Linked DNA regions of Mus musculus: region 1 is linked to region 2. The links are chromatin loops, found by intact Hi-C in ENCODE. Cell type or tissue: gastrocnemius. All regions are shown on one strand. Each heading gives the region's core, and the rest is flanking DNA. Links, peaks and the distances in the headings are about the cores only.

The links. A loop is a pair of places that touch in the nucleus more often than their neighbours do. Peaks named below come from ENCODE experiments on the same cell type or tissue, not always from the same donor. Only the 100,000 strongest peaks of a DNase experiment are listed, where the experiment ranks them.
Region 1: it touches region 2 in a loop (8-fold over the local background); 10 of 42 quality-filtered maps call a loop at or near these places.

Annotation. Positions count from the first base shown.
Region 1 is chr1:60,862,393-60,874,620 of GRCm38, reverse strand. It overlaps Gm38137 (a long non-coding RNA gene), which reads right to left and starts at 10,796. Exons shown (of 3, transcript XR_865466.1): 1 at 10,629-10,796; 2 at 5,999-6,114. In gastrocnemius, for the core only: a CTCF peak has its summit at 5,994 (motif pointing right); a DNase peak (open chromatin) is centred at 6,016; H3K27ac peaks cover 2,209 bases.
Region 2 is chr1:60,336,667-60,348,894 of GRCm38, reverse strand. Cyp20a1 (cytochrome P450, family 20, subfamily a, polypeptide 1) reads right to left here and starts at 5,595. Exons shown (of 13, transcript NM_030013.3): 1 at 5,438-5,595. The coding sequence starts at 5,509. It also overlaps a transcript of Nbeal1 not described here. In gastrocnemius, for the core only: CTCF peaks have their summits at 5,556 and 7,814 (motif pointing left); a DNase peak (open chromatin) is centred at 5,487; H3K4me3 peaks cover 1,980 bases; H3K27ac peaks cover 2,156 bases.

The sequences.
Region 1 (12,228 bases), core at 2,289-10,288, 530 kb before region 2:
CCTCTGTGCTGTCTCCTCTACAGCATCACACAACACACACACACGCACGCACGCACGCACGCACGCACGCACGCACCACTACCACCACCAGCAGCAGCAACAAAGGCTCCACTAATACAATTTTTATGAATGCAAAATGAAATTCTAAAGGTCTCATCAGCTTAGCTGCTGGAAGGAGATCCCCAACCCTTGCACCTTATGCCAGTGGTCCCTTCTCTTGAGGATTAAATTTCCTTTGGTGCCTGGGTACGCCCACAATCTACACTTTAACTGAGGTAGGAAGTCCAGAGAGGGTCCAACATCGTTCCTAGTTCCTGCTGCTCCTCACTCCCACACTCTTACCATATGAAGAGTAAGTAGACCAGAGGACTTAAGGTCCTAGGATGCACCCATGGCTGTATCCAGCCACCGACTTCATTCCAGAGGATGGTGGGTTAAGTGGATTGTTTTATCAATATTGGGCTATGAACACAGTGCTAACATGCTGATTTGAATGCATCTCACTCACTACATCAGACCCGGGATGAATATATGGATGACAACAACTACAAATATGTTGTCAACAGAACAACAGTTCTCTAGCATCTGCAACCTCTGAAAATGTTGTTTTGTGGCAGAAGATAGACATTGCAGACAAGATTGGGATAGAGGCATTAAACACAGAGGATGTGTCTGGATGTCTGGATGAGCTCAATAGGCCCAGTCTAATCACAAGAGCCCTTCAGAGTATCAATATTTCTTCAAGTGGAAGCAAAAGAGAAATGGAAGCGAAGAAAAAGGTCAGAGAGACCTGATGCAAGAGGACGTGACCCGCTGCTGCTGACTTTAAAGACAAGAAAAGGAGCACATGATCTAGAGAATCAAAGACTAAACCTAACTATTCCTACACTCTGGCAGAGAGACAGACAAAACAGGAACTTCATTCCCACAACTCCCTGTAATTGGATTTCCCCCCACCCCAGCATTTGAATGCCATTAAAAGTAGATTTACTCAGAGAGCCCCTAGAAAGGAATATGGTGGTCAGCTATGCCACACCTTGATTTGGGATTGTGAAACTTAAAACCAGAGACCCAGCTGGACCCTGTCCAACCAGATCTGTGACCTACATGACTGTGAGATCAGGAGGCAGGCATTGTTTAAAGCTGCTAAATGCCATGCAACAGATGTCTGAGGGAGTTCACCACAGCCCTAGTGCTCCCCTCACACGCACATGCCCACACACAGGCCTAACCTGTCCTCCTGCCTCAGTTTTAGCCCTGAGGGAAGCAGGAGTGGAGGCAGGTGCTTTGCCTTGTACATTATCTTCATCGTCGTTTAGGGTCCCTGCAGCAAGCATAATGTGATGATGTCACAGCCAGGAGCACAGTGTTTACTCCCTAGAAAGTTCAAAAGGGACATGGTTAAGAAAATGTGTTATTTCAGGTCACACATGCTTTTGGGCATGACCAGAACAAAGGCTCATTCATGCTTTCTGCAAACTCTGGGTCAGACTTGCATTTGTGTAAGATCACAGTGTAGCACAGTGACAACTTTTGTGACAGTCATCGAAAGTCACTATCCACAGGCAGCCTGATGAATGGTGAGGGATGCTTTAATGGCCATTAAATGGACTAAGAGAACCACCCAGGTTAGCAGTTCTAAACTGTTTCAACACAAACAGGTTGTGAAGAGCAATGAGAAACAGCAGCATTGCTGTCCTATAGAAATGAGCATCATAGCTGAGAGTAGTGTATTTGACAAGACAGAACGTAGAGATGGTTCCCAGACCTGAACAGAAATCTTCACAGTGAACCGATTGGGCACAAACATACAAGCACTTCCTCTCTACCTGTTCTTCTGAATCTTCATTGACAAACCATATGGAGCTAACATGAATCCATAAAATTTTTTTGCAGAAATGTCAAATCCAACACTCTGAAAACTGTTCGTCATCCAAATCGGTGTATTAGTCAGAGTTCTCTAGAGGAACTAAATAGTTTGGCTTACATGACAGGAGCTGGGTAACCAGACAATGGACATCATAACACTGGAGATATTGAGAAGTCGCTCAGTCCATAAAGCTAGGTTAGATCAACTCCTAGACCTGAATTGTTAGAAAGACTGTCCCAAAGGTAATGCAAAGCATTCAGTACAGAGCTCGAACACAGACAGATCTTAGTGAATGGTAACAGATTAACTGACTTACTACTTAAATAATTCCATGAGCTGAGTATTCAGGCATATGAGCAATTTTCTGCTATTTAATTATCTACTCCCAAGATTTCCTAGGTCAAGACATGCTTTTGTCAATATAAAGATGCAAATCTTATTGGAATGAGCCCAGACTCATTTTCCCCCTGCAACAACAGCAATGTTCAAGTAATGTGGACTGCTGTCTAAAATAACTGCATGTCAACAGCAGGCATGTCCTCCAGAGTAAATCACCTATGCCACTACTCAGGAAGTTCAATCCCCGCAGTCTCTCATTCTCAACTGCATCCTTCTGTCAGAGACTCCACCGCTAAGCAAAAGGAAACTGGATAATATTCAGTAAAAATCTGAAATGGGACACCCTTTTTAAAGTATCTAATTAGAAATGGCATCTTTTGCTCTATTTGTGACTTTTTAAAATATAAAATCAAAGAAATTGGTTAAATAAGGTTACTCTGATTAATCACCATGGGAATTTTAAGGGTTGAAGTGGTCCAGTTTGGAAGTTTCTAAAAATACAACTTTTATCTACAAAGTAGAAATCATCCTGAGTGGGAAACAAGCCGCCCCAGCTCAATACTAAGGATAATGTAGCCCTGGGGAGGGAAAGAGAGGGGAGGGGAGGGGAGGGGAGGGGAGGGGAGGGGAGGGGAGGGGAGGGGAGAAGAGCTTCCCTGAAAGTATTCTAATGGAGCTGAAACTCTTAGCCTAGTAAACTTTAAACACTTACATTTTAAGTGATTCTCCAAGCACCGTGGATTTTGAAAGAGTAAGCTCCCGGGGACTGGACCATCAATCAAAGAGTACACATGGAGGGACCCATGGCTCCAGCCATGTATATAGTAAAGGATGGCCTTGTTGGACATCAGTGGGAAGAGAGGCCCTTGGTTCTGTGGGGGTTTGATGCCCCAGTGTAGGGAAATGACAGGGTGGAAAAGCAGGAGTGGGAGGGTGTGTAGGGGAGAACCCTCATAGAGGCAGGGGGAGGTGGGATGGAATAGGGGGGTTCTGGATGGGAGACCTGGAAAGGGAATAACATTTGAAATGTAAATAAAGAAAATATCCAATAAAGAGGAAAAAAGAAAAAGAAAGCAAGAAAGGAAGGAGAGAAGAAAGGAAGAAAGAGAGAAAGAGAGAGAGAAAGAGTGAAAGAGCGAAAGAGCGAAAGAGCGAAAGAGTGAAAGAAAGAAAGAAAGAAAGGAAGGAAGGAAGGAAGGAAGGAAGGAAGAAAGAGAGTAACACAAAACCAAATAGCAAATCAGTAAAGTATCACTGCCACCATGATTAGTCTTGCCAGTCTTTGTTTGGTTTTTGTTTAGATTTCAATAATCTGCGCCCCAAGGCAGAAAGTTGGTGTCATTTACTTCACAGCATGGACAGTTGTCACTTCTGGCTTCGATCATCTGAATGCCTCATCTTTAAATGGAGACCCACTCTTAGGAATGCTCCATTAGAGAAGGCAAAACATTATTTTCACAAAAAAAAAAAAAGCTGAAGTGTCACAAACTACCTTTTCCAACATCCTTTACAAGGAATTATGGCTACAGAATTCACCAGTCAGAACTGATCAGAATCTGGTGCTTTAAGCAGTGGCTATGTGATGTGCTCTAGCAGTGGCTGCAGTTGCAGATCCTGTTTTCTTGGCAGCAGTAGGGTGGTTTTGCCACATCCAGTGAAGTCTGCGTGGCAAGCCCAAAAGCTTGGACACAGTCCTGAGGCAAAAAGTTTCACGGAAACTTAGTCTCCTGGATCCTTGGCATCCCATAGCGCAAATGCTCCAAACTTGTCCCTCTGATAGTGTGGAGGCTCTTGTGTACTTTCTTGCAGTATTTTACTGGATAGGAGCTAGAAAGCTCAGGGCAAGCTTTGCAAAGTAAGTTTAGAATTCTTTTATAGTTATGTATGGCAGACTATATTACTTAATAGAAGAAAGTCCCCCACAAAATCACTTAGAATAACAGCCGAGTCACTCCCATATACAGGAATTTACAATGGTTTAAGAAGAAAGTCAAATCGGGTTGTGGTCTAAGGAGGAACTAGAGTATTGTATTGTTCATGTAAGGGTTAGTAGAACAGAACTTCTCTGGTGCATGTTTTTCTCTAAGCCCAGAGGAATAGCATAATTAGGTATTTACTAAGGGACCCTTGGTGATGGGTCAAGCAATAGACTAAAATTGCACCTGGACGTATCAGCCCTTTCACCTGGCTCCTGTGAATAGCTGATTTTAAATAGGGCTGATCTTATCTCAGTTGTAAACACTGCCTGGTTCCTGTTAGTCTCTATTTATGCATTTTTCTGTTTTGTGTCAGATAACTTCAATGTACCTTGGCTGATGTGTCACCTAACTTCTTTGTTTTCTTCTGTATTGTAAGTCTGATGCTCGCTTTGAGAAATTATATTCAGATACAGCACTCTCTCTGTGTCAGTGTCTGTTTGTCACTTTTCACCGACTCCTTGTCCACCTGCTTACCGAAATCCTGGTTCCCCTCCGGTTGAGAAACTGACTGAGTCCAGTCTGTGGTATGGCTTGACACCCTTCTGTGGGACCCTAAAAGGCAGCCTGTGTTTTGGTTGAGCAAAGCTTACTCTGGAGACCCAGTAGAAAAACTCTACAAGGGACAGAACAGTGAGCCATGCTCCCAGACATAGGTGCCTGACACCACGGAGCCCCCAACTCCATAATCCTGTGACTATCAGTCACACAGACAAAGTCCCAAGCTCCTGGCATTCTGGCTAGACACCACCCTCACAGTTACCTGGTAATAGCCAGGTATGCTCCTCCCCACAGCTACCCTGCAACTGCAAGATAGCCCCGCCCACTACAAAAGGGGTTGCTTGGCCCCTCTTCTCTCTTAAGCTCTTGTTCCCCTACTCTCATTTTCCCTGATCTCCTTGTCCCCTTCCCTTCCCCCTCCTCTCTCCACGTGGCCATAGCCAGCCTCTCTTTCTCTACCTTCTCTCTTTCTCTCTGCCTTTAAAAAAGCTCTAAAGCCATGGTCTATCTCTGCTCATCAAGACCCACCGTGCTTGAATGATGGAATAGGCCTGCCCCTAAAGAGCTACGTCTAATCTCCCAAGAGGCCTCCCTGTGTTTTCAGCCACCAGACCAGACCAAGGACTCTCACCCTCGTGGAAACCACCCAGCGCCCCCCTTTCTCCCCCTGCTCTCTTCTCCCTTTTGGCTCTGGGACTGACTGAGCCATCCCCAGGGCCCTCACTTTGTTCTCAGCTCTTCTGAGACATACAGTGACGTCTGGGATGTCCGAGATTGAGAACCTGTCGTCTCTGGCCTCCATGAGGCCCAGAAACCCTGGACTGCTTCCACTGTACCCCCACGGACTGGGGTTCCGTGGCTTCCCACAGCCTGACGCCCACCCAGGCCGCTTAAAGAGCTCTCAGCAGTCCCCCACGTCTGCCTGTCCAGTGCACCAGAGCTCTGGCAGGACACAGGTTCTCTCCCACCCCCTTTTTTCCTAAACCCTCTGCCCTCTTCCCTTCCCTGCCCAGCAGACAGTCTACTATGCAGCCCTGACACCGTGAATGATCCCTTCCCTGTGGCATGAATTGAGGGTTCTTGTGTCCCCCCACAGAAGTTGTAGCCTGGTCCTTTAACTCTCCTAGCAACCCTGTAAAAACACCATTTATTTTGATAAATGAGATTAAGTCAGCTGGTGTTTGTTCGTATTGCCTACAGGTTAAGTCTGATAGACTCTGTGAGCCTAGAGGGGGAGGAGGACACTCAGAAAAGAAGGGACTAGGATGCTCCACATAAAATATCAGTCCAGATGGCTCCTGATCACACTCACCACTAGAGGGCTGCCTGGTCTCTGCGACTTTCAACAGATCAGCCCAAGGCAAATGAGGGCAGAGAAGACAATTGGGAGACACAGACGGGTGCACAATGTGGCATGTAGAATGGAACCTGAAAGAAAACAGATCAAAGTAATTAGCTGCGCCTAATGAACACGAAAGTGCAAGACACAGCACTTGGTGCCCATAAACCGAGACTATTAGAAACCACGACCACATATCTGTGATCCCTGGGCCTTCCACCCAGTCAGCTTCCCGTGGAGCTCTGCCTCTGTTAATATAGCTTTAGCTGTATTTAAATAAGTGACATTGTATTTTTACAAAATCAGTTTTAAAAAATCTGGAAAGGATGTCTCACATACAAAGTACCAATCGAGGTTTTATAAAAATGCAGATACCAATAGCATGCAGGCTTTAACACCTATAATTTTACCTTTAAAAAAAAAGTATTACACGCTCACAGAGTACCCCAAGAGATCCAAAGGGTTACACTATTTTGGGCTCAATATCTTGATAAGATAATATATGCTAATTTGTCAAGGTTTACATCACACCCAATCAGGGCTTGGGACATAGATGAATTGGTGAAGCAGCTGAGGCCTGAATCTGATCCCCAGTGCCCATGAAAAAAGAAAAAAAGCTAGGCTGTAACCCCAGTTGCTGGGGAGGTATAGACAAGAAAATTGCAGGGGCTTGCAGAGCAGGCATTTTAGCCAAATCTACAGTTTCTGGGTTCAGTGAGAATAAGTAACTATCCAGTGTGTTTTTTGTCTCTCTCTCTCTCTCTCTCTCTCTCTCTCTCTCTCTCTCTCTCTCTCTCTCTCTCTCTCTCTCGGTGTGTGTGTGTGTGTGTGTGTGTGTGTGTGTGTGTGTGTGTGTGTGATAAAATACCCCAAAGGCACCCCAAGGAAGAAAGGGTTTATTCTGGCTTACAATCTGTGTAGCCCATGGTGGAGCTGTCAAGGCAGGGCAAGCTTGAGACAACTGTTCACATTGCAGTCAGGAAGCAGAGAGTAATGAATGTTCATGCTAAGCTTTCTTTCTCTTTGTGCCATCCAAGATTCCATCCCAAGGGATGGTGCCACCCAGAGTGGGAGGGTCTTCCAACCTCAATTAACCTAATCAAGATAATGCCCCACAGGCATGTTCAAAGGCCCACCTCCTAAGGGATTCTGGATCTTATCAAGTTGCCAATTGAAATTAATCAGCACAGTATGCTTTTACAATAGGCTGGGAGACCAGGACTGGATGAGTCTGAGTTCAGATTGGCATATGTGTGACAAGCAAAACATTCTACATTCAGGGCTCAAGAGGTGGCTCACCAGTTAAGAGCACTGGCTACTCTTCCAGAGGTCCTGAGTTCAATTCCTAGCAATCACATGGTGGCTCACAACCATCTGTAATGGGATCTGGTGCCCTCTTCTGGTGTGTCTGAAGAAAGCAATGGTATACTCATATGCATAAAATAAATAAATAAATCTTTTTTTAAAAACCATTCTACATTCACAGCAAACCATAGTTGTCCTTTGGCTCTCCACCCTACTGCATAATGATAATGTCTTGTTCCAATTAAAGAAGTCCAAAAGGGTCTATCTTTGCTTCATAGAAAGCCTGGGGTCCAGGTCACGGTTCAGATCCCTCAGGCTTCTCATGGGGACCCTTGTATTTGGTGTCCAACTCTTCTGTGCCTGGCTTGCCACCCTTCCACAGGTCCTTAAAATATATCAGTTCCCAGAGATCATTCACTGTTCAAGAAGTGTAGAATCCCAATAGAGCCCCCAAGGAGGACTCTGTTGTGGATAGCCCTAGTGCTGCTTGTATTTTGATGCAATTCTGCTTTCCCAGGAGGGGCTGGAATGAGGAATGAGTCACATACTGAGGTGACTTCTTGTGAACCTTCCCCCAATGAATAAAGGGACCAATCACTGGGAGAGTGGGCGTGACTTCCAGGTTGAACTGAGGAAGAAAGGAAGAGGAGACAGGAGCTTTTTGGAGGGGGATAGCAAGAGGGCAAGATGTAGCTACTAGTGTCTCCCAACTTATATGGAGGATTTAGATTTAATATGGCTTACAAGATTAGGATTCTAGTTGTTGTGCCCAGCAATTGAATTATTGTTGTTTTTGAACTAAGTTTGTGTGGTGTTTTCCTTCTCGTAGGGATTTGACTGGGTTCAAGAGAAAAGGGTACAGTGGCAAAGGGCAAGTTTGCCAGATGTGCATCACAAAGTCGGGGGGGGGGCGGTGAAGCACAGGGCTGGTGGGGTAACGACCTGCCAGAGGGAACTTATCGAGCTGGGTGAAGAGATTTTGGAGCTCTGGGTCAGAGAGTCTCCATGAGATAAGAACTGGCCAATGAGACAGCCAGGGCTGAGAGTAGCTGGGTGTATCGAGGGAAACTGGACTTCACACCCTTAAGTTCTTTGTTCTGTGACCTGGGTGCTTGGGGTGATAGATCCTTCTGGAAGTCAGTGGACTACAGTCCACTTGCCCCACATCTGGTCCACTAGTGTCCTACATACAAGGTCTTTCAATAGAAGCAGCATTAAAATTCTTTACCCATTAATTAGTATTGTTTCAAGCTTTCCAAACCCCACACTTTTGCTCTGAGAATGACCCGACAGCCTCCTCACAGCAGCACAGATTATGCAAGATCAGGCATGCTCCATGTTGGACACGGTGATATGAGAAATCTGTTTGATCTTTGCTGTGAGCTCCTAGCTTGGGTTTTCTGAGTGATAGGAATTAATTCTCTGTTATTTTTAATGTGTTCCTTTTCATCACATCTGAGCTTTGCTGTGAAATAACTAAAGGTAGCCCCTTAAGTAGCATCAGCATGAAGCTGGCTACCAGATAGCATCAGCATGAAGCTGACTACCAGAAAATACTAGAAACTAGAGATTTGGACATTTCAACCCGGCCCCCAATATCCTCTGAGAAAGAGCTCAGGCAGTAGAAACTGTGGCTTGAAAACTCGAGGGCATGCAGGTTTGGAGAACTTCTGAGTTGGAGAAGAGTACTCCTGAGGACAACATGGGAGCGTCTTACCTTAACTACACCTTACCTTGTCTTACATTTACCTTGCATTTAGCTGTCCTTGTGTTGGCATCAAATCAACGTAAACAAACCAACGTAAGAAAAATGCTTTTGGGGCAGGGGATGTACCCTCTTGAGCATACTACCAGAATTAAGGAAATGGGGTGGGGGGTGGGGCTCCTGGTACACAGTCAGTAAAAAGGCTGACTGGTCAGGAACTTGCAACTGGCACCTAAAAGGGAAGTTGTATAAGGCTGAGCTCCTTAACTGGTCAGATCTGACAGTAACTCAGAACCTAGTGTCACAAGTGAATTACATTGTTGGACACCCAACTTGTGTTCAAGATTTGTTAATAATAGAGAAAATTCCCCAGAGACATTCATAACTTCACCTTGGGAAAGACTCAGTCACTGGGCCCCTACTATAGATAGCTCCAAAATTTCCGAAGCAGTAGCATGCCTCATTTTCCAGGATCCAGTTCATTTTTTTAAATCCCTTTGTCAATGGGAGACAAAGCTAAATACACTCTCCTAAAAGCTATTAAATCATAGTTACCCTGAGGGAGGAAGAGGTATATTTAGTCCATTCAGACTTCCTTTTCCAGTCCCACAGGGTTGGTGACTTAACACACACATGTTCACATACCTGGAAGACCAAGATGGTCTATCCAGTGGGGTTTCATCTTGGATTATAGCCACCTTCTCACTGTGTCCTTGGTGGCCTTTCAAAGCTCTGTGTGTTGATACAGAAAAACACTTGCCATGCCTTTTCTCAAACAGCAACCCTACTAGTTTGGCCACCACACTAATGGCCTTCTTTACCTCTGTCTTCCCAAATCCCTCATCTCTAAATGCAAACATATAGGAGCATAAGCACACACTTCATATTCATAACAAACGGGATGCCTCCATTTGTTTCCTTACATAGCTGCCCACAGTCACTAAATCATAAAGTTACAGAATGATAGAGATGGAAAGAACATTATCCTCGATCATTCTGAGTAGACAGGGTTCCAGATAGAAGGGACGTGGCTGTACACATATGTGGCTGTGCGGTGGGGAGCCTGAGAATGGACTGTCTCCTACCAGACAAACTCTTCTTTACAGCTTTAGTCAACATCTCAGAGTTGACTCATAGAAAAGATACGTCATAAAGCAAGATTAAGTGTTTTATAGCATGACCTTCTTCTGCCAGGAAAAGGTTTTCCTCATGAGATATAAGAAATCCTATGTGTTCACTCAAAACTGGTTACTAAGTGTCAGCCCAAGATTTTTCTCTTGTCAAAAAAAGGACAAGATGCAAAGGTTTTTAGCTAGGTCTATGCAGCGGTAAATTGTTAAATGGCTCTAAGCTTCCAGCAGGTCTACACACACACACACACACACACACACACACACACACACCAGCTTATTTTTAATATGCCTTAGCCAGCTCAATGGTTGGGGCACTCCTGAACCTCCACGTGGCTAACACACTGCCCTCTGATATTCCTGAATTAATACTTACTAAATCTATATTTTATCTTTGCTGCCCTGTTTCCTTCTGGGCAGCCTTTCTTGGGCCCGCTTTCCCCTTACATTTCTGCTGTCTCACCCTTCTGCTCCTTCCCAGCGTGGTCCATCCTATGTCCTTCTCATGGTGGATTCTTTCTCGCCCACTCCTGTCTCCCTGCCCAGCCATTGGTCACTGGCAACTTTATTTCCCAATCAGATCCATCTGGGGGTGTGGGCAAGCTTCCTTTAGCCTACATGTGGGACACTAAAAACAGGTTTAGGGGGAACATAATTAACATGAGAGCACAAGCTGCTACAGAGCTAGAGGTATGCCTTCAGCAGCTTCTCCCCCATGGGAACTAAACCCAGAACCTTATTAGCTAGGCAAATCCTCTATCACTCAATCAAATGGCCCAACCTAAGACAGAACAGTTCTTTTGCTTTTAATAGTAAAAAAGGAAGTGTGTGTGTGTGTGTGTGTGTGTGAGAGAGAGAGAGAGAAAGAGAGAGAGAGAGAGACAGAGAGAGAGAGAGAGAGAGGGAGAGAGAGAGAGACCAAGTGTGTGAGTGCAGATACCCACAGAGGCTTTAAACAGGCTTCAGTTTCCCCACAGCTGATGCTAAGGTGGTTGTGAATTGCCCGATGCCTGTGCTGAGCAAAAGAACCACTCTTCCTGGCTAAGCCATCCCTCTAGCCCTGCCCCCTCAGCAGCTCTTACTGAGGAGAGTATCCTCCCGCACAAGGACATATCCTTTCGCCTTCTTACTCCTGAACCTCAGCCTCCGGGAAACTCATATTACCATGGTACAGCTGTGAAGATCTATCCTCCTCCTCTTTCCTTGGTCACTCTAGAGTGCACGTGACCACTCGGCAAACAAATGTCCAAGCCAGCATGTGGCATATAAACTCCAGCTCCTATTTCTGCCCCAGCTTTGCAAAGCCAGGTGCTTCCTGCTGATGGCCAGAAGCACTGCTCTCACGAACCTCTAAAAACGCTGACCGGGCACTCACAAGGGATGTGTGAGGCACTATTCATCAGCAAGACTCTGTGAACATTTTTCCAGGACCATGTTGACGCTAACTGCAAAGCCACATGACCCTCGACAGCTCAGCCGCTGTGCCGAGCAATCCTGGAACAGCACGGACCCTGAGTCCCAGGCCTTTCTTCACGTACCATTTGTAGATTCTGCTCCAGCCCTAACACCCAACTTTCCTGAATTTATCTTTCCAACTTGCCCTAAGCTGCAGCCCAACCGATTTCTTGGAATATCTTTCCCGTCCCTCATTCTCAGTTTTAAAAACAATTCTCAAAGACTATGACCTAATTAATTTTTCCAGTCCTCCCCTCCAATCTGGGAAATAGATTTTCTCTGTGAATGGACAGCGTCCCCTCCTCCACTTCCTGGGTTTATGGGCTTATGCTCCAACAGAGGCCTCTCTGCAGGCACTGTTCTGGTCACCACTTACAGGGCTGGAGGAAAGACAGCTCATGAAGAATGCTATCTTTCTCCTACCCAGGGATAATAGGAGGAAAGACAGCTCATGAAGAATGCTAGCTTTCACCTGCTCAGGGATAATAGCAGGGCCCAGCAGCTCACCCCTATTACTGTGCTGGTTACCCATTATATTCTACATCCCCAAACAGTCCCTAGCTCAGGTTGATAATTAGATGCTGTCAGTAACCTTTAGCCCCCACTCT
Region 2 (12,228 bases), core at 2,471-10,470:
AATGCAAAAAACTCCTAACCCAAAACATCCAGGAAATCCAGGACACAATGAGAAGACCAAACCTAAGGATAATAGGTATAGAAGAGAGTGAAGATTCCCAACTTAAAGGGCCAGTAAATATCTTCAACAAAATTATAGAAGAAAACTTCCCTAACCTAAAAAAAGAGATGCCCATGAACATACAAGAAGCCTACAGAATTCCAAATAGACTGGACCAGAAAAGAAATTCCTCCTGTCACATAATAGTCAAAACACAAATGCACTAAACAAAGAAAGGATATTAAAAGCAGTAAGGGAAAAAGGTCAAGTAACATATAAAGGCAGACCTATCAGAATTATACCAGAATTTTCACCAGAGACTATGAAAGTCAGAAGATCCTGGGCAGATGTCATACAGACCCTAAGAGAACACAAATGCCAGCCCAGGCTACTATACCCAGCAAAACTCTCAATTACCATAGATGGAGAAAACAAGATATTCTATGACAAAAATAAATTTACACAATATCTGTCCATAAATCCAGCCAAACAAAGGATAATTAGATGAAAAACTCCAACACAAGGAGGGGAACTACACCCCTGAAAAAGCAAGAAAGTAACCTTTCAACAAACCCCAAAGAAGATAGCCACACAAATATAAAAATAATATCAAAAATAACAGGAAGCAACAATCACTATTCCTTAATATCTCTTAGCATCAATGGACTCAATTCCCCAATAAAAAGGCATAGGCTAACAGACTGGATATGTAAACAGGACCCAACATTTTGCTGCTTACAGGAAACCCACCTCAGTGACAAAGACAGACACCACCTCAGAGTGAAAGGCTGGAAAACAATATTCCAAGCAAATAGTCCCAAGAAACAAGCTGGAGTAGCCATTCTAATATCAAATAAAATCAACTTTCAACCAAAAGTTATCAAAAAGGACAAGGAGGGGCACTTCATACTCATCAAAGGAAAAATCTAACAAGATGAACTCTCAATTCTGAACATCTATGCTCCAAATGCAAGGGCATCCACATTCATATAAGAAACTTTCCTAAAGCTCAAAGGCTCAAGTCCTTGATGAGAATTCTTTGCAGACTGCAGTGCCCTGGCTCTGCACAATCTCTGGTGTAGAGAAGACAGCTATCCTGTAAAAGATGTCCCTTGAGAGAACTTTGTGATTACCACGGCTGAGTCTAAAGCTCTCATGTACTATTTTGGACAGAAGCTGGGCCTCTCAGAGGTGGTCTTTGAATATATTCCTTGTTCATCCCCACATTTACATTTGTGCTTTAAAAGAAATTCATTGTCAGGGAGGAAAGAGAGAAGGAAGTGAAGAGGAAGAGGAATTTTGTATATACATACATATACACACACATATATATGCATACAGACACATATATATGCATATATACACACACACACATATATATACACATGTATGTATACATTATACACATACATATATTTTTTTCACAAAGAAAAAAAATATCAAAAATATATAATCCTTTGCTTTCCTTTTGCATTTTTATTTATGTGTATGTATCTGTGAAAATATATTTTAGATACATGTGGATACCTTCTGAGGCCAGAGAAGGAGTATGGTAGTCAAGAACTATAGTTATGAGAAGTTATGAATCACTTAACATGGGTGCAGCAAAACAAACTCATGTTCTCAGCAAGAACTGTAAATGCTCTTAATGACTGAGCCATCTCTTCAACCCTTTGAATTAATACTTTGCTGATTATATACACCTAATTAGAAAGTGTGCCCTATTCTTTAGAAAGGAAAGTTTATATTCTTTGATGTTTACTTCCTTGTAAGTTTCGAAAATTTCATTCATTAAAAGCATTTGGGCCTATATGTTGTATATGTGCTTATAAAAGTAAAAAAGAGAGAGAGAGAGAGAGAGAGAGAGAGAGAGAGTTTGAAATCATGAAATTCATAGGTATTAAATGGATGAAACTAGAAAAAAAAATTGTCCTGAGTAAGGTAACCCAGACCCAGAAAGACAAATATGGTATGAATTTTCTTATATGTTGATGTTAACTGTTACATTTTCAATAAGCAAGCTACAATCCTTTGACCCAAAGAGGTTAGGTACAGAGTAAGGGACTAGGGGGGAGGGAGGGCTCTCTCTAGGAAGGGGAAATAGAATAGATAGTTATGGATGGGTGGGGGAGACTGCAATAGGAGGATCAAACAGGGAGGGGGAAGAGAAAGGCGCCAAGGGAGGGACTAGGAGGAGAAACAGCTAAAATTAAGGGTCATTTGAGGTGTCATATGGAAACCTAAATCAGTACTAAAAGCATCCTAAAATACATACATATAGGAAAGTAATTTAAAACAAATCTCAAAGTAACAGAGGAGGCAGCATTCTAGCTTGCCATCTCTCGTCACCAAATGAAGCTTCCAGTACCAGAATGGGTTACATCTACTTGACTTGTTGACCAAAAGGGTTCCATGTGAGACCCCAAACAGCCCAGGCTACTGGTTTCTTGACACAACTAATGGTAAAACCTTCTTGCAAAAGACAACACATACATACTCATTGAACACAGAGAAGTCAAGCTGGTGCCCACCTGGAACCTTCACCCCCACCGACCTAGTGTTCAGCGTACTGGAAGGAGCTCTGCCTGCTGCCAAAGAGAAAGATAAACACCAATCCAGCTACAATCCCTTTGATCTACAATGATGACTGGCTTGCAAGATTTGAATTTAAGGCCCATGCCATGAAATGGAACCCATTCCTGACACTGGACAAAAACCTGAGACTAAGCAGGTCTGGGTGCCTGAGAAAGCCAAAAAACTCCTGTTCTGCTCAAGGAACAAAACAATGAAATGAGTAACAACATTCTGTTATACACACTGATCAGTGCCTTGCCCAGCCATCATCAGAGATGCTTTCTCCTGCAGCAGATGGGAACAAATACACAGAGCCACAGCCAGACAATGCAGAGAGTGAGAGATCCTGGAATACTTCATCCTAAACAGGATGTCCCCATCAAATCACTCCCCTCAGGTTCAGTGAACTTTTCAGAAGAGGAAATGGAAAGATTTTAAGTGCCAAAGGGTCTGAAGGAAACCAGAGACACAAGGCTTTCTAAACATAGCAGGGCCAATGCACAAACGACTCACAGAAGGTCGTTTGGCCATGGCCAGCATCAGATGGGTTCCAGTGCTGAGAGAAGTGGACACAAACTCCCTTCCCTAACCCAAACCCTATCTCCAATTGATAAATGAAAACCTAGGTTTTTCATCAGTCGCATTGGGGATACGAACCACTCTAAGGGCTGAATGAATTGTTAGGGAGTAGGGCAAAACTCTACAGAATTCTGCATCCTTAGGACCTTGCGGTACACTCCAGCTCGGCCATCACCTCATCATCCCACTGAGGAGCCGCTCATCTTGGATTATCAATACTCCTGAATTCTCCAGCCTGAGCTTCCTTGGCATATTTTGCCACACTTGACTCAATGGATGACTCTTTGCCTTTGTCGGGTCCGACTGCTCCTCCCCAGGGGTCTTTACGGTCCTCCCCTCCCTTACCCCAACTCCTCTCTTCAGCCTCTATCTAATATGGAGAATTCTGGGCTTAGTCCTTGGACCTCTTCTTTCCTACATCTAAATTTTCTAGGAGACTGGAACAAACTTCCTAGCTTCGATACAATATATACACTGGCAGTTCCCAAACTGTTCCAGTCTGGTTTTTTAACCTTAAACCTCAAGACTTTTGTACTTGATTTTGTCTCACTTGATGTCAAACAGGCATCTTAAACCTGGCTCACGTAACCCCAAACTTCTGATCTCTATGAAACCTCATTAATTTCCCACCAAGATACAAACTAAACAAAATCTTCACATTCCATGGGGAAATCCATTCTTCTATCTGCCAGTCCCCATCTCCACCCCCAGAAGTGTTTTTCTTCCAGCTTCTTTCAGCCTCGAGTTTTATATCCCGTCTCACTGGCTTTATCTTAACAATGTTGTATTTCTCACCATGTGCTATGACACTGGGGTTCAAGCACACACCATCTCTCACCAAAATGACAGCAGTTATCTTTCCGCCTACTCTCTCTAACCCCACCCTTGCCTCAGCCCCATAATTACAGTCCGTTCTTAACACAGTAGCGGGACGACTATCAGAAAACTTTACTAATAATATTAGGATTGTTCTGAAGTGGGGTCTCACAACATTCATTGCCCAAGATGGCTTCAAGCTTACAATCCTCCCACCAGAGCTCCCAGAGTGTCTGGGAATTAGACACGGCCAGCCTGCAAATTAAAGTTCTCCTTTAAAGCTGAAAATCCCTTGATTCCAAGATTTGCATTTTTTAAAAGGAATGAATTGAAGACATTTTTTTGCCACATATATTTTTAATTTTTTTTCTAGTATACAAATTTTAAAATTTAAGACAAGGGCTCATGTGATCCAGACTGGCCTAGAACTCAGGTCCATTTTGGAAGAAACCCTTGAACTCTCCTGCCTCCACCATCCAAGTGCTATGATTACAGGCCCAACACAGCATTCCCAGTTTTCCTTTAAACTAAAATAGCCACTTATCCATTGAAATCCTCCAGTAGAACGCAGACTTAAAAGTCCTTTGAATAGCTTTTCAGCCATTTACACCCATCTGTCTTCCCGGTCTGGTTTTACATTCGCTCCAGTTGGCTAGGACACAGTCCTCTTATTCTTGAAAGGCCTGAGCTCTCAACTTCTTCATATCAGTGTTTTGTTTCTCAGGAGTTCAGGTATGTGGTTTCTATATTAGTCTAATCAACCACTAACTCAGAACAGGACACTTCTAAGGGGCATCTCCATCACCATTCATCTACCCGGGGCTGTTCACTACCTTTCCACTTTTCCATAAATCCACCACACTTTGTACATACATATTCTTTTAAAGACAGGGTTTGATGTAGTCCAGGGTGAGCTTTGAGCTCCCACCCCATCCTCCTCACCCCGGGCTGGGATTACAGATGTATGCAACGCCCAGCTTTATACAATACACTTTAAGGAAGTTCCTTAACAGTAACTCCGGAGTTTTGAGAGGTTCCCCTCTGAAAAGGACAGGTGGACAAAGTTTGGGTTGGGGAGCTCAGCTCGCCCATTCCAACAACGGTGCCGGGGCATATGCAGGGGGATGCTAGGAAAAGATGGAAGGAGTTTCTCCCCTGATGTAGAAGCAAATGGGATTGGGGCTCGAAGAAGTCAATGTCTCCAAAGTCACCCAAGGTAATGAATTGATCGCCACCTCCCAAAACCCGTCCGGGACAGGGAGAATGAGGGACCCGCCCAGGACCACAGCTCAGCGACCACAGCACTCATGCGCACGGGGAACGCACGCCGGGGCGGAGCCACGTGGCTCTTCCGCAAGCGCTCCCGGCCGACCGCCCGCCCAGGTCCTCGCGGCGCAGGCGCACCCCCGAAACCCGAGTTGGGAGTTACCGGGTAGAGGTACAGCACCGCTCCCACCAGCGCCAGCAGGAACGTCACGGCGAAGATGGCGAAGTCCAGCATGCTTCCTCTCGCCCGCCCGCGCGGTCCTCGGCCGTGAGCTCCGTGGTGGCGCCCGCAGCTGGGGAGGGAGGTGGCCTCAGGCGGTCGGCGAATAGGAGCCGCGGTCGCCCCGCCACGCCCGTGCTGGGCGTCACCCTTGGTCTGCTGGCGACTCACAGGCCACAAGGAAACCTCCAGGCCCGGGTCCCACCCTGGCCTGGCTAGAATCAAGCTGCGTGCGACACCAGTCCGCTTGCACAAAGTAGACTTAAGTACATTTAAGTAGGACTCACAACCGAAGCCAGTCTCACCTGGACACCTGCATGCATGGCTGAAGAGCTAGGCACCGTTAGATGCTCCTTATTGCTCAAAAGCGCTCCAGTGAACGTGGCTGGTTTCTGTGTTTTGACAGGATCTGACTATGTATCCCTGTCTAGATTGGAACTATGTAGACCAGGCTGGCCTCTGACTAATAGATGCCTTCCTGGTGCTGGAATTAAAGGCGTTAGCCACGGTAGCAGACATTGGGTAGGATTTCTGGCCACGGTGGCAGACAGTGGGTAGGATTTCTGTTACTGATAATTTGCAATAAATTCCTTGAATTTAGCAAGCTCCATTTTCTTCTATGGAAAACTGAAAACCAGAGGCTGGGGAGGTAGATTGCTTTTCTAGTACAAAGTTCTGGCTTCAGTCCCCAGCACCACATAAACCTGGCTGGTTGGCACACATTTGTAATCCCAGCGTCAGAAGGTGGAGGCAAGAAAATCAAGTGTTTAGTCATTTCCAACTACATAACCAATTCCTAGGTTACCTGAGCTCCTGCCTCATTAAATCAAAATCAATTCATTCAAAATAATACCATATAGAGTAGCCAGTGGAGGGTACTATTGGGCGTTCTAGGAAGCACTGAGCACTGGCAAAGCAATGTTGTGTGCTTATGTTTTTCAAACATTGCTTGGTCAGAGCATTACTGTAATTTGAGATCCTTCTGTTCTATCCAACTCAGAAATTTTAACATGGGTTAGTATAAGGTAAAGCCTGATACTTATTGGCACTACATTTAGTGAAAGCATCCTAAAACAATTTATAGATTTTATAGCTTGAATATCAAATTTTCTTGATACCGTTTGGCATGTCATTTGGAATTGCAGTTAGAGCTCCTGTAATGACTACTGCTTAAGAAGGAATCATACCTCACTGAAAACATGCCATATCTTTTTGAAGCTGTAACAATACTTCCACTCAAGATTTCGTCGATTGGAAATCACATTTTTTCCTGTCTTGGGACAAAGCTGTCTACATTGCTCAAGTTGGCCTCAAACGTTTGATTTTGTCTTAGTTTACAAGTCGCTAAAATTTTAGGCATGGGCCACCTCACACAGCAAGAGCTGTGCTTTTAACTCTGAATGTATTTCAAACTGCCCTGAGTGTTTCAAGGGTTTGTTTTTTAAATCGGTTTTAAAGACATTTCTCATCAAAATGATGGCCCACATCAACAGCAGATAAAAATTTGAAATATACAGTGTAGCTACATAACATTAATGATTTACTTATTCTATGTATATGAGTGCTTTATTTGCATGTACACCTGCATGTCAGAAGAAGCCGTCAGATTTCATTACAGATGGTTGTGAGCCACCATGTGGTTGCTGGGAATTGAACTCTGGACTGCAGGAAGAGCAGCTAGTTTAGTGCTCTTAACCACTGAGCCATCTCTCCAGCACCATAGCTATATAACTTTAGGTACCACTTTCTCAAGGTATCTGGTCCTCAACCTTCCCAGTCCCAAATCAAAATCATGCCTGGTACCTGCCTGGTACTGCTCCAGCACTGAGTCCCCCCCCCCACCCCCACCCCCCAACCTGGGTTTTTTAGTCCTAAGTTAGCTCTCAGCCTGGCACCCTCTGGACTTTTCAGTACCCACAGAGGCAGGCCCCAGTGTTTCAGAAATGGAGTCTAAAACTAGACATGAGGATAAGTGTAGATCAGCAGCGGAGCCTTGCTTAGCCTTGGTTCTGGGACTTCTTCTTTCCTAGCTCCACAGAACACCAGAGACAAATAGACAGCAACCAATCTACCTCTTCTTTCTTTAAACTTTAAAAGTAATTTAATAACTATATATAGTGTACATTCACATGTTTTTATATTTAATACCCAAAATTTTTGTCTTGACTTCAACAGGTTAAACTTTTGACACTGTAAATATTCACATATTACAAAGTGTTGCTTCGGGGCTGGTGAGATGGCTCAGAGGTTAAGAGCACAGACTGCTCTTCTTAGGTCTTGAGCTCAAATCCCAGCAACCACATGGTGGCTCACAACCATCCCTAACAAGATCTGACGCCCTCTTCTGGAGTGACTTAAGACAGCTACAACGTACTCACATATAATAAAATAAAATAAATCTTTAAAAAAAAAAAAGGAAAAGAAAGTGTTGCTTCTTTTACAAAAATATAATTTAAATGTAATTCATATTGTAAGCATGTCAGAATCAGAAACACATATGGACAAGTCTATATCTTTATTTACACAGTGCCAGAATTTGTTGAATAACAATAAACTCACAAGCTTTGTTGGATTCCTTGGTTACAATTTACCAACTAGGACTTCTCTTGATAGCTGGCCATTGGCAATCATAGGTCCTTTTACTCCAGTTGTGTGTGTCTGTGTGTGTTTGTGTGTGATGTGTGAGAGTGTACATGTGCACACAAGAATGGTGAACATGCAGAGATCAAAGGACGGTTTTTAAGAATCAGTTCTCTCCTTCCACCATGAGTTCTGGGGGCTGAACTCAAGACATCAGACTTGTATCACAAGTACTCTTACCCTGCTAAGCTCTCTCTCCGGCACCCCAACAACCGTTTTTTGAAAACCGGGTTTCACTTTGGCATCCTGGCTGACCTAGAACTCTCAGAGATCCACCTGCCTGTCTCTGCATTCCAAGAGGATAGTTTAAAGGTGTGTGCCATTGAGATTGATTTTAATGGCCCTTTTATTCCAATCTTTGTTGCTACTATTAAGTCATCCATTATTTCATACAATAAATGTGTATGTATAGGTTACAGAATGACTACAAAGAAAACAAAAGTCTTTCTGGAAGCAGCAGCAGAGAGAACTGATATAGATGTGAAGACAGGGATTCAATGAGATATTAGCACATCCAGTTGGGGCTGATGGAGGCTCAGAGCCAAGAAATAGGTTTGATGAGCTGTACGGGGGCAGTATGTTTGAGACAAGGCACCAGAGCAGCTCAGATGGAGGGATGGCAGTTTGACTGGGCTCAGCAAGCAGTGGGGACAGTCAGGAGTTCCTTGCCTTTTGGTCCTTTGATACAAGCATCTAATATGGTTGGATAATAAGTAAGAGGGGCTGTCCTGACCGTACTGGCTTTTGCCTTTTTGAGACAGGTCTCATATCCCAGGCTGGCCTGGAATTCACTTTGTAGACAAGGCTGACCTCAAACTCAGGAGGATCCTCTACCTCCCAAGTATTGGGATTAAAGGCCTGCACCACCACGTCCACTGTCGATGTCCTTTTTATGGAGCCCAGATAGACTGTTGTGCTCCCTGTTGAGAAGCTATAAGGCCTAGTTTTCTGATGTGGCTTTAATACACACAAGTACCTTAGGAACCTTACCTACTTGGGTAAGTTTATATGTGGGAACTTATTACTTGTAGGAATAGAATTTATCAAGTTATTTCTCAAAAGGCTGGTGCTGGACAGGTGACAGTGTCTACATGCACAAATTAGATAGTCAATTTTGCTACTAATTTTATGGGAATTTGTCTGAATGAAAGTTTTTTGTTCTTGAAAAACAGTTCTCTTACCATTGGTCAACTGTCAATGCAAAACATAGCTCTTAACTTCAAAGAGAATAAGAGATACTTTATTTGAGCCAAATATAGGTGAACATGGTCCAGGAATAGAGTTGGGTTGCCCCAAATAACATGAATCTTTTCTATAGACTTTTATAGTCACAGAAGAAAAGAAAGTGATGTCAGGGCATTCACCAACATACACGAGTACATCAAGTAGGCAAGTGTGGTGGTTTGAATGAGAATGGTTCCCTATAGGCCACTGTTTGAACGTTGTCCACCAGTTGGTGGAATTGTTTGTAAAGGATTAGGAGGTGTGGCCTTGTTGAAGGACGTGTGTTTCTTGGGGTGAGTCTTGAGGTTTCAAAGGCAGCCAGGCCTCCCATTTCTGAGACATGGTATTATTAAATTGTCTGAGTTTGCCTTGAACTAACTCTGTAGTCCACATAAGCCTTGAACTTCTGATCCTCCTGCCTTAGACTCTCAAGTAGTAAGGCTTATAGTTCTGTATCATTAGGCCAAACTCCAAAGGTTTAAAAAAAATTCTCATCAGTTGATTGATGTGATATGAAATGACAATAAAACATAAGCTTTATCATCATTTGAAAACACTTATCTGATGTCTGATATGGTTTTAACTGACCCTGTGACTGACCTGGCTTTGATCACCCATTGATTTAGAGACATTGATGTATGTAGTACAGAAGACTCCAGTGAAGAGCCTTCCATAAAATGCAGCATTGTGACCAGCTCACATTGCCAGTTTCTGTAGTGGGTCTGGACACAGACCCAAAGCACCATCAAGAGGCTGGAGGAGCGTTTGTTTTGTTGCTACCATAACCAAAAATGAACAGTTAGGGTAGTGCTTCGACACACAAAGTTGGTGCACAGAGTGTGAGGGTGGCTCTAGAGTAGGATTTAACTGTTAGATAAAAATGAAAAAGCTGAAGCATAAAATATTTCGATTATGAAAAGGAAAATTTTAAAAATTGAATGTATAATCTGGTTAAGATAACATGAAAATTTAAGATTATTGCTTATTGAGAAAAAACTGGATCAATGTTTTTGGGATGATTTAAAATGAGAGCCTGATGAAATAATATTAATACTCACCTTGTTCAGATCAAAGGAGATTCTCATCTGAGAAACAAACAGTGTTTGGTTTCCTGTTTACTGAATACTGCAGTCAATTCTTTGTCTCCTTAAAGAAATTCAGACACAGCAAATACTAGTCTAAGACCATAAACAGAACTACAAACCAAATAATGAAAGTAGCGTCATCTTTTTATTTCATTCAAACCCTTGTCATATACAAAGCTAATTTATTATGTACAAAATAAATGTACACTCTTTAAAAATATTAGAATATAAATTTCCAAGAGACTAATAAAGTGCAAAATTTTCAACTATTTTTGATCGTACTATACAGAAACAAATCAAACATTAACTCATATACATTCAGTGAAGTTCTTAAAAAATATTTATGTGACAAAATAAAATATATCTTGTATACTCAAGTTCAAAAGGAGAGCAGAAAGAATGAACTGCACCAAATAGTAATTTTGTTATCAGAATGCTAATTAAAGTTATTTACATCCTTATGAAGTCTAAAACCAGTTTAACTTTGAAACCCTCTCTTTTGCATATAAATACTCAATGAATCACAGTTTCCAAGTCAATAATTCAACATAAAAAAGGCTTATTACTATTATTTTTTCAATCAATTCCAGTGGAACAAACAAAAAGGGACATTTTAAGATAAACACACGAGTCCTTAAATAGTAACTAGCAGCACAATTTCTAAGTTGTTGAGGAGAGAGACAGAGACACACACATAGCTAGCTAGCTAGACAGACAGACAAGACAGAGATAGATAGACAGACAAGAGAGACAGGCAGGTAGGCAGATAGATATAAACACACTTAATTCAGTAGCCCAGGGTAGCCTACAGGCGAGGCAATCCTCCTGCCACAGCCTGTGGGTGTTGAGATTACAGGTCTCCTATCATACTCAGCTAAGTACCTTTTGTTATTAAACAAGTCATTTTGAATTTTCAGCTAACTCTTCTGAACCAATGCATATATTCATGGATTCAAGAGACTGTTACCCTATTAAAACTGAAATGCTTCTAATTGAGTCTCAGAAAAACTGTCAAATTAATCAAATATGTTTGTTAATTTTGACTTAATTTAGCAATACATTTGATAGAAAATGGCTATCCAGAAATCTGATTTTTTTTTTTTTGCTTTTCCCCCCTTCCAACTATACAAAAGCAAACCGATGGGAAAGAGAATAATTAGCCTATAAAAGAATTTAGCAGAAAGCCACATGGCTTCCTCACAAGTTTTCTTCTGTGAAATGGACTGTAAGTAGCAGCAGATACATTTGTGGTGAACATTTGTGGTGATGTCTCTGAGGCACAGTCTTTGAAAGTAAAAGGCAGAATAGAAAAAAGAATCATCTAAAATACAAAAGGCTTTCAGCAGTAAGAGCCACGTTAACACATCATTTTGGAAGGACGACGGAAACCAAGTAAGTCACTAGGGATTAGCTAACAAAACATTCAGACTTCCAAAAAATGTTTAAGACCTGATATGATAAGAATTTAAACTGTCTTCAATTAAATTTTAACTACTGATATCTCCCTACCAGAATTACTTATGAAAAGCAAGATGATTATGTATATTCTTGAAAAATCTTAGCACTTGGGAGACAGAGGCAGATGATCTCTGAGTTCAAGGTAGTCTAGTCTACATAGGTAGTTACAGGCCAGCTAAGGCTACTTAGTGAGACTCTGTCTCAAACAAAACTAAACTAAACTAAACAACATTAAAGCCTAATTCTCAATTTTACTATGGTATCACAGAGAGTATGTAATTTTAATATAAGGTAAATAGAAATATATTACTCAAATAAAATCTTAAC